Regions from separate parts of the Homo sapiens genome. Here region 2 is linked to region 1. Evidence: read pairs that join two places in POLR2A ChIA-PET (ENCODE). Cell type or tissue: B cell. All regions are shown on one strand. Each heading gives the region's core, and the rest is flanking DNA. Links, peaks and the distances in the headings are about the cores only. Region 1 has its middle 4.5 kb from the start of GTF2H4. Region 2 holds the start of HCP5 (HLA complex P5).

Region 1 (2,908 bases), core at 103-2,602:
CAAACTCCTGACCTCGTGATCCGCCCACCTTGGCCTCCCAAGGTGCTGGGATTACAGGCGTGAGCCACCGTGCCCAGCCCCACCTGCAGTTAATTTAAAAGTCAGGCCCTGCTTGTCCAAACCTGCTTCTCCTCCACAGTCTACTGACTCAGTGAATGGCAGCATCATCCACTTAGCTGCACAAGCCGCACAAGGTGGCATCCCCGAGCTCCTTCTCCCTTACCTTCCACCTCTCAAGTCCAGTCCAGCACAAAACGCTGTTGATTTTGCCTCCCAAATCTCCCTGGAACTTGTCATCTCTGTCTCCATCGCCCTCCTGGCACATGCTGCCTCCATCTTGCCTGGACTCCTGCAGTGGTCTCCCAGCTGTCACCCAGATCTGCCTCTGCTCCTCTCTGGGTTGTTTTCCACCCTGCAACCACAGTTATCTTTAAAACACACAAATCTGACCCTAATCCTTCATTTCAAATCCAGCAGTGACTTTTCATTAATCTTAAAATGAAGAACAAAATCCTTCTGGCCAAGGTTGGCCCCCACATACCTCTCCAGCGTCCTCCCCCACCCGCTTGCTTTCCTCTGTGGGCCACTGGCCTTCTTTCAGATTCACCCAATGGGCCACAGTACTTCCTGCCACGTGGCCTTCGTGGCATGCTGTTCCCTCACCTGGAACAATGTTCCCTGCAGTCTGTGCCTTATTAACTCCTGCTTGTCCTTCAGCAGTCTTTCCTGACTTCCCCAACCAGGTCAAATTCCCTACTGATAATCTCAGAGGACATGAATCTCTTCTTTGTGGCACTTACTACGTGTGTAATTTTACATATCTTTTTATACCTGCCCCTCCCACCAAACTATAAGTTGCACAAGGGCAAAATCTTGGAACACAGGGCTCAATATTGGTTGAAAGAAAGAATTGTAGCAAATATCTGATAGACTAACATAGATTCTATGTAGTTACAGAACTAGAACTAGGATTAATAAGTGAAAGTTACAATAATGATGATAATATATTACTGAGCACCCACTATATACCAGGTATTGAAATTACGACATATTATATCTTACTTAATACAACAATATATGAAGTAGTTAAAATTACTTTGCACAGAGAAGAAAATTCTGTTAGGTTAAGCAGCTTGCCCAAAGTAGCAGTCAGTCAACAGTAAAGCCTGTGGGAAGTGGGTCTGTGGGCTCCTGGCTCTCTGTTCCTTTTTTTTTTTTTTTTTTTTTTTGAGACAAAGTCTTGCTCTGTCACCCAGGCTGGAGTTCAGTGGCACTATCTCCGCTCACTGCAACCTCCGCCTTCTGGGTTGAAGCGATTCTCCTGCCTCAGCCTCCTGAGTAGCTGGGATTACAGGCACCTGCCACCATGCCCGGCTAATTTTTGTATTTTTAGTAGAGACTGGGTTTCACCATGTTGGCCAGGCTGGTCTTGAACTCCTGATGTCTTGATCCACCCTCCTCGGTCTCCCAAAGTGCTGGGATTACAGGTGTGAGCCACCACGCCTGGCCCTGGCTCTCTGTTCTTTCTCTCCAGGATGCTGCCTGAGAGGAGGAGGTCATGAGCTCCCTATCACAGGAATTTTCTTTTTTGAACTACCATGCCCACTAACATGCTGGCCAACACGGTGAAACCCTGTCTGTACTAAAAATACAAAAAAAAATTAGCCAGGCATGGTGGTTCACGCCTGTAATCCCAACTACTCGGAAGGCTGAGGCACAAGAATCGCTTGAATCTGGGAGACAGAGATTGCAGTGAGCCAAGATTGTGCCACTGCATTTGACCTGGGTGACACTGTAAGACTCTGTCCCCTCACCCCCTCCAAAAGAGGTGTGCCTATTTCAATTTTTTTTTTTTTTTTTTTTTTTTTTTTTTTTTTTTAATTTGAGACAGACTCTCATTTTGTTGCCCAGTCTGGAGTGCAATGGTGTGATCTCAGCTCACTGCAACCTCCACCTCCAGGGCTCAAACAACCCTCCTGCCTCAGCCTCTCAAGTAGCTGGGCCTACAGGCATGCACCCTCATGCCCAGCTAATTTTTTTATTTTTTGTAGAGACAGGGTTTCACCATGTTGCCCAGGCTGGTCTCAAACTTCGGGGCTCAAGTGATCTGCCTGGCTTGGCCTCCCTTCAAAGTGCTGAGATTACAGGCATGAGCTACTGGACCCGGCCTCAATTTTCAGCAAAAGTGTATGAGTATGCTCCTATACCCTGGTCAACATTGAGGTTGTCAATCCTTAATTTCTTTTTTGCTGAACTTTTATATTTTAATTTTATTTATGTATTTATTTTGAGATAGAGTCTTGCTCTGTTGCCCAGGCTGGAGTGCAGTGGTGTGATCTCGGCTTACTGCAACCTCAGCCTACTGGGTTCAAGTGATTCTCCTGCCTCAGCCTCCCAAGTAGCTGGGATTACAGGCGCCCGCCACCATGTCTGGCTAATTTTTGTATTTTCAGTAGAGACGGGGTTTCACCCGCTCAGGCTAGTCTCGAACTTCTGACCTCAAGTGATCCACCCGCCTCGGCCTCCCAAAGTGTTGAGATTATAGGTGTGAGCCACTGCCTCCGGCCGATTTATTTATTTTTATTTTTATTTATTTATTTATTTTGAGATGGAGTTTCACTCTTGCCCAGGCTGGAGTGCAATGGTGTGGTCTCAGCTCACTGCAACCTCTGCCTCCCGGGTTCAAGTGATTCTCCTGCCTCAGCCTCCCAAGTAGCTGGGATTACAGGCGCCCGTCACCATGCCAGCTAATTTTTGTGTTTTTAGTAGAGACAAGGTTTCTACTAAAATGTTGACCAGGCTAGTCTGGAACTCCTGACCTCAGGTGATCCACCCACCTTGACCTCCCAAAGTGCTGGCATTACAGGTGTGAGCCATGGCGCCTGGCCTATATATTTATTTTTAAGAG
Region 2 (2,908 bases), core at 188-2,687, 560 kb after region 1:
AGTCCCTGACAGGCAGGTCCTAAAACGCTTGCAGTCCCTCAGTGATAAGCATGATTTTAATATGGCAATGAGATGACTATGGGGTGAGGGGCTCCTAGATAGTTTCAGGATGGAGGCTGCTTGCCAGAAACACCAGCTGTGATTAGAGGATTGGAACTTTCACTGCCATCCCCATCCTCTGGGGAAGAAAAGGGGGCTGGAAGTTGAGCTCAGTCATCAATGGCCAATGATTTCACCAATCTTGCCTACACAATGAAACTTCCATAGACACCTCTAGACAGTGAGTTTTGGAGAACTTCCCAGTTGGTGAGCACATCCGCATGTCCACGTGCTGGGAGGACGGCACACCTCATCTCCATAGAGACAGAGGCTTCTGCGCTTATATCTTTCTGTAAGGCAGACACCCTTGTTTCTAGGAGGGACCTAGGGTGGACTGTGGATTCTTTCTCTGGGGCAAATAAAAATGTAGAATCAGAAAATTCAGGCACTTTGCACTCCTCATGGGACACTCCAGCAGCACTCACGTGACCATCCTGAGAATGGACAGGACACCTGAGGTGGGGAAGGGAGCACAGAACCCAGACACCAGCCTGGACACAGGCACCTGGGATAATCTCCTATTCCTTGGAAAGTTCCAGTATCTGAGGGAGGAACAGTGACTTCTGGTCCTGACCTGAGTGGAGACCGAGGGACTCAGAAGAGCTGGAATCAGACCCCCACACACACTGAGTATGAGTCAGAGAACAAGGCCTGAGAGAAAAAGTCACAGTGCCCAAGACTGCTGCAGGGGTCAAAGGGGACTGCTGATCAGTGTTCCAGGGATTTGCTCCAGATTAATCTGAGTCATGGAAAAACTGCCTTTCTTTTGTTTCTAAACAAATACCTGCAAAGACAAAAGACCACATAAATCCCCAGGTGCACAACTTTTTCAGATTTAAAGAAAAAACAACCCCCGTCTTTCCCTCCATTCCCAGGAGAAGCTCACTCTGTGGCATCAAGCTGCCTGGGTGAGCTCTCTTCTAGAAGAGTCCAGGGGGACAGGCAAGGAATGGGAGGCAGGAAGTCCAGTTCAGGGAGGGGGATTCTGGGATGAAAAGTGAAGGGAGAGGGACTGAGCCCATGCTGAGGGTTTTTCTCTGGTTTCTCAGACAGCTCCGGGGCCAAGATTCGGGGAGACATTGAGACAGAGCGTTTGATATAAAAGAAGGGGGTAAGAGCCAAGTCCCAGGGCCCGGAGCTTGGCTCTCTGGGCTTCAGGCCCCGAGGGCGGTGCCTGGGATGGGCCGGCTCAGCTTTGGGGTTTCCCGAGCTCCGCTCTCTCTCTTCCACCTTTCCCAACCTGTGTCAGGTCCTTTTACCTGGATACTCATGATGCGGCCTCAGTTCTCACTTCCATTGGGTGTTGGGTTCCTAGATCAGCCAATCAGTGTCGCCGCGGTTCCTGGTTCTAAAGTCCTCGCCGGCCCACCGGGACTCAGATTCTCCCCAGACGCCAAGGTTGCGGGTCATGGAGTCCCGAACCCTCCTCCTGCTGTTCTCGGGAGCCGTGGCCCTGATCCAGACCTGGGCAGGTGAGTGCGGGGTCGGGAGGGAAAAAGCCTCTGCGGGAAGGAGCGAGGGGCCCGCCCGGAGGAGTAAATCTGCACATATATTTAATTACAGATTACAATTACAATCAAGGCAGAAATGATCTCATTTTTACATTACAACTCTGGAAAAGGCAATAGACTGAGATGCAAGTGTGCCCCCAAGTGATGGGCAGAAGGAGAGAAGGTGTTTTGGATGCATTCTAGAACACAGGTAATCTAAGGAGAGTTGATCAAGGCCGTGGAAGAGTCCTCCAGCCACTATTGGCCATCAAAGGAGTCCTCTGTGTCCCAGGAATGGTCCTGCTTTGGTGTCCCTGGTGTGACCCATCACCCGCTGGGAACAGCCTGAGAGAAGTAGGGCCTCTGCACCAATGCTGCTGAGGATGTCAGAGCACAGGAACGAGGCCTTGGGAAATTACCTGGAAATGCGACTGAAATCTTCCTTCCTGAGGGGTCTGGGCTCTTGGAAATCAAACCCTCTCAGGTTGGGTGGCTGGACGATTCTCCTCACACTTACAATGGGACAAGGGGAACCAGGAGGCCCCCAAGGGGATCCCTGGGTTCCACACGAACTCCTCCTACCCTCATTGTGTGACAGCAGCCATGCCTCCTCCTGGGGATCAGGATCTATTACCTGTGCCTGGAGAGGAGGGGACTCCTCTTCTCACCCGCTGGTCTCTGGACACATACTGTCCAATTCCCCTGTGGCAGCTGTAATGTGTAGTTCAATGGGCACTCATTTGTCCCCTTTTAAGGGTACCCTCCTTTAGAATCCAGGACCTTCTACCCTGCAGAGTGTGGTTTTGGGAGAGAAGTGCAAAATCCCACGACAGGTGAGTTGAAGGAATGGGATATGGAGCCACATCCACTTCCACCCCTTGGTATCTGGACCCACGTGTTCTTCCTACTGAGATTACAGAACTGTAGAGATGTCTTTGATTTTTAAAATGCACCATGTCCTGAAAGATGGCACCCTCCCACCCGCAGAGTGCTTCCTGCAAGCTGGCGTTGAGCTGTGCCTATAGAAGCTCTTTTCAACATTCTTTATGGCCAGCAGCCCTTGGTTGGTGCAGATGGTGATAGGACCAGTGGGTCCCACAGCATGGCCACACTGCACCTCCTTCGCTGTCAAGTGGGTCCCCCACGAAGATACTGCACGGAGAGCAGTGCCAAGCCTGTGGATCAGGAATATCAACAGCCCCCAGAGAGTGGTGCTGGCTGAGGGTCTGAGAGCAGGACAGGAAAACCCACCTATGGAATAGGTGCCTATCCCTGTGAAGATGAACCTCTGGCCCTTCCAGGATGGAAGGAGTGCAATG

Evidence for each region. Peaks named below come from ENCODE experiments on the same cell type or tissue, not always from the same donor. Only the 100,000 strongest peaks of a DNase experiment are listed, where the experiment ranks them.
Region 2: POLR2A ChIA-PET joins it to region 1 with 12 read pairs; 2 of 35 experiments call an interaction of 5 or more read pairs at or near these places.

What each region holds. Positions count from the first base shown.
Region 1 is chr6:30,902,277-30,905,184 of GRCh38, forward strand. No RefSeq gene overlaps it. Among named protein-coding and RNA genes, the nearest start is that of GTF2H4, 4.5 kb to the right of the region's middle. In B cell, for the core only: no CTCF peak of the experiment used is centred there; DNase peaks (open chromatin) are centred at 638 and 1,165; H3K4me3 peaks cover 324 bases; H3K27ac peaks cover 686 bases.
Region 2 is chr6:31,461,709-31,464,616 of GRCh38, forward strand. HCP5 (HLA complex P5) reads left to right here and starts at 1,472. Exons shown (of 2, transcript NR_040662.1): 1 at 1,472-1,571; 2 at 1,663-2,908. It also overlaps the pseudogene HLA-X. RefSeq lists enhancers at 767-1,966, 1,244-1,538. In B cell, for the core only: no CTCF peak of the experiment used is centred there; a DNase peak (open chromatin) is centred at 1,383; H3K4me3 peaks cover 2,226 bases; H3K27ac peaks cover 2,386 bases.